2 separate regions of the Mus musculus genome follow, and region 2 is linked to region 1. Evidence: chromatin contacts called from ENCODE Hi-C data. All regions are on one chromosome and are shown on one strand. The core of a region is the stretch at or near the end of the contact, and the rest is flanking DNA. Distances in the headings are between cores, read along the strand shown. Region 1 holds the start of Atp6v1g1 (ATPase, H+ transporting, lysosomal V1 subunit G1). Region 2 holds the start of Sh3d21 (SH3 domain containing 21).

Evidence for each region. A loop is a pair of places that touch in the nucleus more often than their neighbours do.
Region 2: a map of T-helper 2 cell shows a loop between it and region 1 (334-fold over the local background). The contact joins the promoter of Sh3d21 here to the promoter of Atp6v1g1 in region 1. A Hi-C loop is called at or near these places in 5 of 37 maps with a recorded cell type or tissue (T-helper 1 cell, T-helper 17 cell, T-helper 2 cell and 1 more).

Annotation. Positions count from the first base shown.
Region 1 is chr4:63,542,750-63,546,838 of GRCm38, forward strand. It overlaps Atp6v1g1 (ATPase, H+ transporting, lysosomal V1 subunit G1), which reads left to right and starts at 2,016. Exons shown (of 3, transcript NM_024173.2): 1 at 2,016-2,250. The coding sequence starts at 2,169. It overlaps Gm38592 (a long non-coding RNA gene), which reads left to right and starts at 2,544. Exons shown (of 2, transcript XR_881351.1): 1 at 2,544-3,189; 2 at 3,268-4,089.
Region 2 is chr4:126,160,590-126,164,936 of GRCm38, forward strand. It overlaps Sh3d21 (SH3 domain containing 21), which reads right to left and starts at 2,752. Exons shown (of 16, transcript NM_001162533.1): 1 at 2,636-2,752; 2 at 2,377-2,534; 3 at 2,213-2,276; 4 at 1,864-1,982; 5 at 1,587-1,677; 6 at 1,379-1,434; 7 at 1,146-1,191; 8 at 934-1,034; 9 at 746-832. The coding sequence starts at 2,639. It overlaps Thrap3 (thyroid hormone receptor associated protein 3), which reads right to left. Exons shown (of 12, transcript NM_001356455.1): 12 at 3,493-4,347.

The DNA.
Region 1 (4,089 bases), core at 766-3,265:
TCCACATCTGTCCTGACAGCTCTGTGACCACTAGATGTAATATTCGGAATGAACGGTTAACAGGTCACTGGCTTCCTCCAACCCTAATGCTAAGGCTAGTAGAAAGCAGCATGCTGAACCCATTGATAAGGTTTTCCAATACTGCCATAATCTACCTGTTGTACACACCCAAGTATTAGGTAAATACACTGAGTGTTTGCATTAGGTAAAAGTATTTACAACCTTGTTTTGGTCTCTGACCATAAGTGTAACTATCCTCTTCCTCGGTGGCAGAACGTGCTGTTCATGGGAATCTGAATATGTCCTTCCTGGGCCATAATCATATTGGGCTCAGAATATTGGGCTGTCTTGTATTCTCTTTGGAACAGGAGCTCTGAGGGTTATAACAGCCCTGTGCTGCTGACACAGCCCTAGCATCTCACTTTAGATCTCTCCCTTGGGAGAGCCTTCAGATCCATTCTCTCCTCATGACTGGTCACATGGTTTATCTTCATTAACAAGCATGTCTTAAAACACTTGGCACACCCTGTAGGTGCAACAACATTATGAACTAACCAGTACCCCGGAGCTCTTGACTCTAGCTTCATATGTATCAAAAGATGGCCTAGTCGGCCATCACTGGAAAGAGAGGCCCACTGGACACACAAACTTTATATGCCCCAGTACAGGGGAACGCCAGGGCCAAAAAAATGGGAATGGGTGGGTAGGGAAGTGGGGGGGAGGGTATGGGGGACTTTTGGGATAGCATTGGAAATGTAATTGAGGAAAATACGTAATAAAAAAAAACACTTGGCACATTTATTATGCTACAATTATTTGTTTAAATTAATGTCTTAAATTTTCAAAACCATGTGGGTGGGTGGTGGTACTGCATATGTCACTGTGTTTGTGGAGGTCAGGAGACAGCTTGCAGGAATTGTTTTTCTCCTTCCTCCACGTGAGGTAAATATCTATACCCTGAGCTATTACAACTCTGTCTCCTTAATCTGTTTTCAGGATCAAAGGAGGTGTGCACGCCCACTGTGCTTGCAGCAACACTTATGGAAAACAGCACTATTTATTCCTAAGCTTGGGTCAGAAAGGGATGGCAGGTCCAGGGATACAGCTCAGAGGGTGGAAGGGACTCGCCTACAATGCTTGAGGGAACTAGGTTCCAGCCCTAGCACCATGAAAAAGGATGGCAACTGGCCCACAAGTCACAGGGGTTAGTAGTTGACTTGATGCTGAGTCCTTGTGTGAGTGTGTCTGAGTATTTGCTAGTGTCTGAACCTAGGACTTCAGACGTCTCTCCAGAACTGGCCAGAACTTCCTAAACTTCTCCATGATAGATGTTTTCTTTTTGGTTTTTCGAGACACGGTTTCTCTGGGTAGCTCTTGCTGTCCTGGAACTCACTCTGTAGACCAGGCCTGCCTCGAATGAGAGACTCAGTTGCCTCTGCATACCTAGTGCTGGGATTAAAGGCATGTGCTATGCCTCACTACCTGCTTTGGTTCCCACTCCCCTCCCCCGCCAAACACGGTCTCACTAGCCAGGTCATGAACTCAATCAATCCTCTTGCTTCAGCATCCTGACACGGGTGTGCTGGGTTTGCAGCCTGTACCACTAGGGCAGCATTGCTTCCTGATAGGGTGTAAGTTCCAAAGAAATTTCCAGAAAGGTAGGAAGTCTAGCTGGGTGAAGAGAGGGGGTAAATAATCAGGTTTGGATCCTTGCTTCTGAACTTCAACGTGGGCACACTATTAATTTCGGGAAGAGAGAAATAACCACGTGACAGGACTGCCACAGGGATAATACCAGCTATAAAAAACCAGCCTTTGACAGTTGCAAAAGAGCAGGAGTAGCCATCTCTCAATGCGCAGGCGTAGTGGAACAGCTTGGCACGTCCCTCCTTGTCCCGCCCCGCCCCGTCCCGTCTCACCCCGCCCCACCCCGCCGCCCCGTCTCACCCGCCCCGCCCCGCCCCGCCCCGCCCCATCTCCTGGGAGTCACCGGACTCAAAGGCAGTCAGTCAGCTGAGACACCGGGCGGTTCTTTTGACGGTGGGGCGGGGCTCCTGCGCGCTGCGCAGGCGCAGAGTCTGGGTGGTGGATCAGGTGATCCGAGGGGCTTCGGAGGGTGTTTGAGCAGTTGACTTAGGCCGTTCTCTCAGCCCAAAGTCCCCTCAGCAATGGCGAGTCAGTCGCAGGGCATCCAGCAGCTACTGCAGGCCGAGAAGCGGGCCGCCGAGAAGGTGTCCGAGGCCCGCAAGCGTGAGCTCCGGGACGGGGCGGGATGCTAGGCTGGGACGGCGACTAGGCCGCGGGCGGAGGCCGGGGGACAGTGTCGGGGCCAGAAGCTGTCCCGGCGGTGTCTGGAAGCCTCGAGGCTGGACCTCAGGTGCCTGTGGAGACAGTAGTGGGTTCGTCCACTTCTCGGGGTGGAGGGCGTGAAGTGGGCCACCCCACAGAAACTGCTCCCACCCGATCCCGATCCCTTGCTTCCGGCCGCGGCCCACCTACGGGAGCCACCTCCACGGCCGTCGAGTCTGCGAACCTAGGTCATTCTGGCCACCTCTCCCTCACGTTCGTCACTTTAAACGGTTCGCCCAGCCTCTCTAACCTGATCTCCGTCCATCGTTTTTTTTTTTTGTTTTTTTTTTTCTTTTTTCAGCACCATAGTTGAACTCCCTGAGTTCATGTGGCTACCTAACTCGGCCAGTCATTCCTTTCTTTGTTCCCCTGAGAATGTATTAGAGAAGTGCCGAGTTCATATTCATCACAGGGTATTTCTTGTTCCAGCGGAGGCGCACATACCAGTTAGGATGTGTGTAGCAGTGAAAGGCCAATATTGAGAGGGACAAAGTGGCCAGAAAAGTCAGTTTACCACGTGTGTAACTGGGACCAAGGAGTGGAAGAAGCCTGTAATATTCTGCAACAAATTCCCCCCCCCCCCACTTCAGACACCTGCTTAAAATTCGAACATAACTTTCTCGTCACACCTGGCCTTCCACTCAGCACTCCTTGTCCCCGCAGAATGGAGCTGGTATTTCATAATGGATTAGAGGAAGTGTTTTCATCAGTCAGGCTTTTGTATTCTCTCCTAAGCATGTCCCTGTGAGAAATTCTCTTCCCGCAGTACTGCGTCGCTTGAATCCTAAAGGCATCCTCATTTCTGGCCCTCCAGGCTTTTGCACTTCGTTTGCCCTGATGGTTAGTTTTGGATCTCAGAATTTGGCAGCGGTTCCTCATTCAGGCTCTTTCCCTCACTAATGCTTGTTTTTGACGTAGTGTTATAGTAAGCTGTTGGTTTCCATGGCCTTGCCGCTAGAATAAGCTTTTGGAAACTGGAAACTGTGTCTCAGGACCTTTATGAATCTAGTTTTCCAAGGTAAGAAGACACTGCGTTTGCTCCTGTTTTTTTGCAGGAGGGAAAAATGAGACCCAGAAGGTGATTTGGCCAGACTCTGGCTTGAGAGGCCTTTCTCATGCAAGGGATTTTCCTTAGTATAAAACTTGCAGTACACTTATGTTACATACTGCTGACGGGCTGAGACCTCTCAGAGATCTGCCTGCCTCTGCTTCCCAGTGCTGGCCTGAAAGGCATGTGCCACCATGCTCACCCCCCAAGTAGATTGAAGTGTGGCCCTGGTGGGAGTTAGGCGATTCTTTATTTCCAGGAGATGTTTTCTGTAGAATGCTGGGGGTGGAGAGAAGCCCTTTTCTTCTCAGGTGGCTAGAAAGGCCTGTGTTGTCATGCTCTCGATCCAGAATTTCCAGACTGTCTTGTCAGTTTGTCCTGTGATGACTCAGCCGCAGTAGCAGGTGTATGTGTTGGGAATTATGTGAGGCTGTTTGGAGGAGATGCAAGAGCAAATACTTGGACTGTGGTGGGAATGACCGTGTTCCCGGGAGATTTTAAACCTTACTTGGCTGCAAGCTTGTATGTATCAGATAGCTGAAGCAGTTTGTTTTAGAGGGGTTAGCTTACAGCCAGCTCACATTTTAATATTTTCAGGGGTTGGGAAGAGAGGCATTGAAAAGAGCTGAAATATGAGAACTGTCATCCTTGATTTGTGGTCACACTTGACTTGCTCAGTTAAGGGTTGGGAA
Region 2 (4,347 bases), core at 1,502-4,001, about 63 Mb after region 1:
TAGCTGGGAGTCCCGGTTGTTTTGGTGTGTGTGTGTGTGTGTGTGTGTGTGTGTGTGTGTAAAATGGGTATACTCATGTGTCAACAGGAGGTTGATATAGGAAATCTTTTTTGATCCCTCTTCTAATTCTTTTTTGTTTGTTTCTTTGTTTTTCATGACATGGTTTCTCTGTGTAGCCCTGGTGGTTCTGGTACTCACTGTAGACCAGGTTGATCTTGAACTCAGATATTCACCGGCCTCTGCCTCCCGAGTGCTGGGATTAAAGGCCACCACACCCCACTTTCTATCAATCTCCCAATCAAACACAGCTCACCGCTATGGTCTGTTTTGCCCTGAGACACAGAGGAGCTGTCACACCCATTTGCCATTTTTATGGGCTCTAGGGCCCTGTCTGAAGAAGCATTGTAACCCAGAGCCGTATGTCCTCCGCTTATCCCTAGATGTTTTGAGAGTATTTTGTGTCCTAGCAAATCCATGATCCCCGATTTTTCTTTTTCCTACTCTTCTGAGACAGGGCTTCGCTGTGTAACTCTGGTTCTCCTGAACGTGCTCTATAGACCAGGCTGGCCTCACACTCAGGGATCCATGCTCTATAGACCAGGCTGGCCTCACACTCAGGGATCCACTGGTCTCTGTGTCCCAAATGCTGGGTCTAAAGGCATGTACCACCATACTCGGTTTCCCGGTTTTTTTTTTTTTTAAATTGCCTTTCCTTTCTCCTCCCCATACCTGACTCCATACTCACTGGGGGCGGTGGGATGACAAAGTTGTCAGGAAAAACTCCTCTTCTGCCTTGGCATTCTCCTTCCCACCAGCCCTTATCCTCAGTTGTCTGGTTAGGAAACAAGCCAGTGGGGGGAGGTGAGCATCGCTCAAGTTCTTCTTGCCTGGGCCCCACTCCTTACTCTTCTGTAACTCCTAATCCTCTCATACCTTTCTCAGAACTTTCACCAGGTCCCCCTTCTGCAGTGCCAGCTCATCTGGGGCCTCGGGTTGGTAGTCAAATAGGACCCTGCAGGTCTCAGGGCAGGAGACTAAAAGAAGGTCACTCTAGTGTGTAGCCCTTCCCTCCGCAGCCAGTGACTCCCTCCAACAACCTAGCCAGTTCACCTCCCACATAGATCTGGTACCGAGGGAGGGCTCACCTGTCCGCAGGTAGTCTGGAGGGCTGTCATATGTCAAGTTGCTCAACTATTGGGGGCAGAGAAAGGGGGGAATGAGACAAGTGTCAAGCCATTTTAAGAATTCGCTGGGAGTTGGAGATTTAGCTCAGTGGTAGAGCGCTTGCCTAGCAAGCCCAAGGCCCTGGGTTCAATCCTCAGCTCTGGGGGCAGGGGGGAAAGAATTCGCTGGCTGTGCCCACCATGACCCAATTTACCTTAGGAGGCCTCTGTGAATTTGGGGTAATTGGCGGTATGTCTGTATTTCCAAGGCCTGCAGAAGAAGAATCGATGGTGTTAGGGAGGTGCTAATTTAGCTAGGTCAAGGGAGGGGGCCAAAGGGGTCACGAGGTCAGGAGGGTCACTGGGAAGATCGCTGAAGATTGCTGAGTCTGGTCCCAGGGGATCACAGGGTCACGGTCTCACTTGGGGGCCCACTGTCCAGCAATTCCACAAAGTTGGATGGGAAGGCTCCCAACTGCCCGTTCTTCTCTCCCAGCCACCAGCCGTCCTCAATCTGGGGAAGGGGAAGGATGCGGGAGCATCTGGTTCTGTCCAAGAGTAACTGAGGTGTCCATCCTTGGTTCTACCCAAGGACTACATCCTCCCCAGCTGCCTCCCTTCCCATCGCCCCCACCCTTACTTCACTTTCTTCTGTGTGAATAGCTGCAGCATCTCCCCAAGTGCCCCCAGGACCCCTCACCTCCTTTATCACTTCCAAAATCTCCCCAGTTTGAAGCGTCAGCTCGTCTGCCTGCTCTGGGCTGTAGTTGAAGTTCACTCTGCACCATCTTTGGGGGTCCCGAGAGTTGATGGGGTGACCTAGGCCAGACAAGCAGGGAAGCAGCTCTGAGCAGGGAGCCCCGTCTGCAGCACTGGGGAAGAGTTGGACCCCAGAACTCCCTTTAGTAGCTTCAGGCCCCGCCCTCGAGCGGAGCATTGTACTTCAAGCCAATCAGGGGGCTGCAAAATAGCCGCGGGTGCCCCACCCACAGCCGTCATGTTCCACGCGGGCAGTGAGGCCCCACCCGCCGGCCCAGCGCCCGACTCACGGCGACTACGGCGCGGAAAGCGCGGTCTGGACTCGGTGACGCCCCGCAGGGCCTCCGGAATCTCCTGGGAAAATCACATAGGGGCGGCACTAGGCACAAGGCCCGAGGCTGAGGCCAGGGCCGCTCCTGCTCCCCCGCGCAGCCATACCCGTACCAGGCCTCACCTGCACCAGGCGCTTGGGGAAGCGACCGCGGCGGCCCCGCAACTCCCCAAGCAGCCAGCCCCGAGCGGGCCCCGCGCACACCTGCCGGATCACGTCCCCCGGAGCCAGACTCAGCTCGTCCTCCGTCTGCGCTCGGTATCTGGCCAGGACCAGGACCTCTACGGGCGGAAGCGAGCTAAGAAAGGCTGTGGGGACGTCCGTGGACTTTGCCCTTCGGAAAGTGTTTAGAAGAACCCACCCCGAACCCCCACACACATACCCATGACTTCTGGGGCTCCCTGCGCAGCCTGACCGTCAGGCTGGGCATTGGGTGCTCGGAGGGCGGGCGAAGCCGCCAGGCGGTAGACTGGATGTGGATGAGGCGGAGACTCGAGTCATAGGTCAGGATCCAGGTAGTAGGAGTGGGCGGCCTGGCTCAGCAGGTTGGGCCCCAATTCTTGAAGGAGGAGTCCAGGGTCTCAGCCCAGGGCTGGGGTAACAGCTTCCCCAAGAGCTCTACTTTAGCCAAGTCTCCCAACCTAGGCCAGACTCTATGTCTTTTATAACATTTCCTGGCCCACCCTCTTCTGGCTTGCAAGTTCTTAGCTGCAGGGGAAGGTGGAAGAGGTACATACCAGGGTGGGGCCATTCCTGGGAAAGTGGCCCCAGATAGAGATACTAGCTCCTGTCTCTGAAAAGCTATGGCGGGTATATTCCAAACTTCAACCCCCCCTGAAGCTTCGACTCACTTGGGGGCCTAGTTGGATTTCTGATAACTACTGCAGATTCTCCTTGGGGAAAGGCAGCAAGAATCAACTTTTAATAAGGGCTGGCAAGAGTCTGAAGGTTAGGGTCCACCCAGTTTACCAGTTGGGCTAGGCTCACCTCTTCCTTGTGGGTTAACATATAAAGGCCGAGCCAGCTCACTGCAGCCTTGACCCCTGCCCCAGCACCAAGGAAGCCAAAGTCCTGACTTCTGGCATGGTAGCTAGGTTTGGTTCTTGGAGGAGTCAAAAACACAGAATGCACAGCCTCCACTGAGAACAAGAAGTCCTTCTTCCCAGAGACGAAAACTATGGTATATTCTATGGGACCTATTAACCCAGGGTCACTCACACAAGCAACAAACACAGTCCGTTTACATCTGCCACTTCATTTATTGTTTTTATTTGCAGGAGGAGTTGAAACAAAAATTTAAGGGTGTTTTTTTGTTCTCCCCTAAACATGAATCATTCAAGTAAAACCAACATAACTATTGAAATTAGCAAAGTAAAGGGAAGTATGCACAACAACCCAAGAGCGAAGGCTGGGGAGGGAGGAGGGTGCAGTCGGCGTCCAACAGATGCGCGCAGGCAGCGGTTCACCTGCTGGGGACCGCTGCCCCGGAAGGCAAGCACAAGGACCCTTTAATGAGGATGCCCCCCAACATCTGAAAATGTTTCAACCCAAAACGTAAGGTTAAAGAGAAAAAAAAAAGGAAAAACCCAAAAACACACAACCCCACAGACCACCCAGCCATAACCACCATCCTTAATCATAGGCGTTTCTTTTCATTTTATAAAAAGATTAATAAAAAATATTGAAAAAATTATTTTCTCATCTTGTATTTGTAAAGATAATAGAATTCAGAAGTTTCTTAGAAAACCGTCCAGAAACTGCCCTCCAGTTTCCACTCCTCTTGCTGAAGACCAGCAGGACTACAAAGGTTGGGACACTGGAGCTGCTGGTGGAGAATGGGAAGCCCAGCCCAGGAGAAATGAGACAGAGCAGGGTGCATGGGGAGGCTGGGAGCAACTCCACGGGATACATGGCTGTGTAGAAAGGGGAACACGAGGTGGTCAGAAAGGCCTTAAACTCCTCCTCAACATACAAAACCGGTTTGTACAAGATCCAAGCAGTTTGGTCCCAAACTGAGGTGAACACTTCAATTTTTATTCACATGCTTTGTTTTCTCTTAAGAGTCAAAGTTGCCCAAATTAAAATCTTTACACT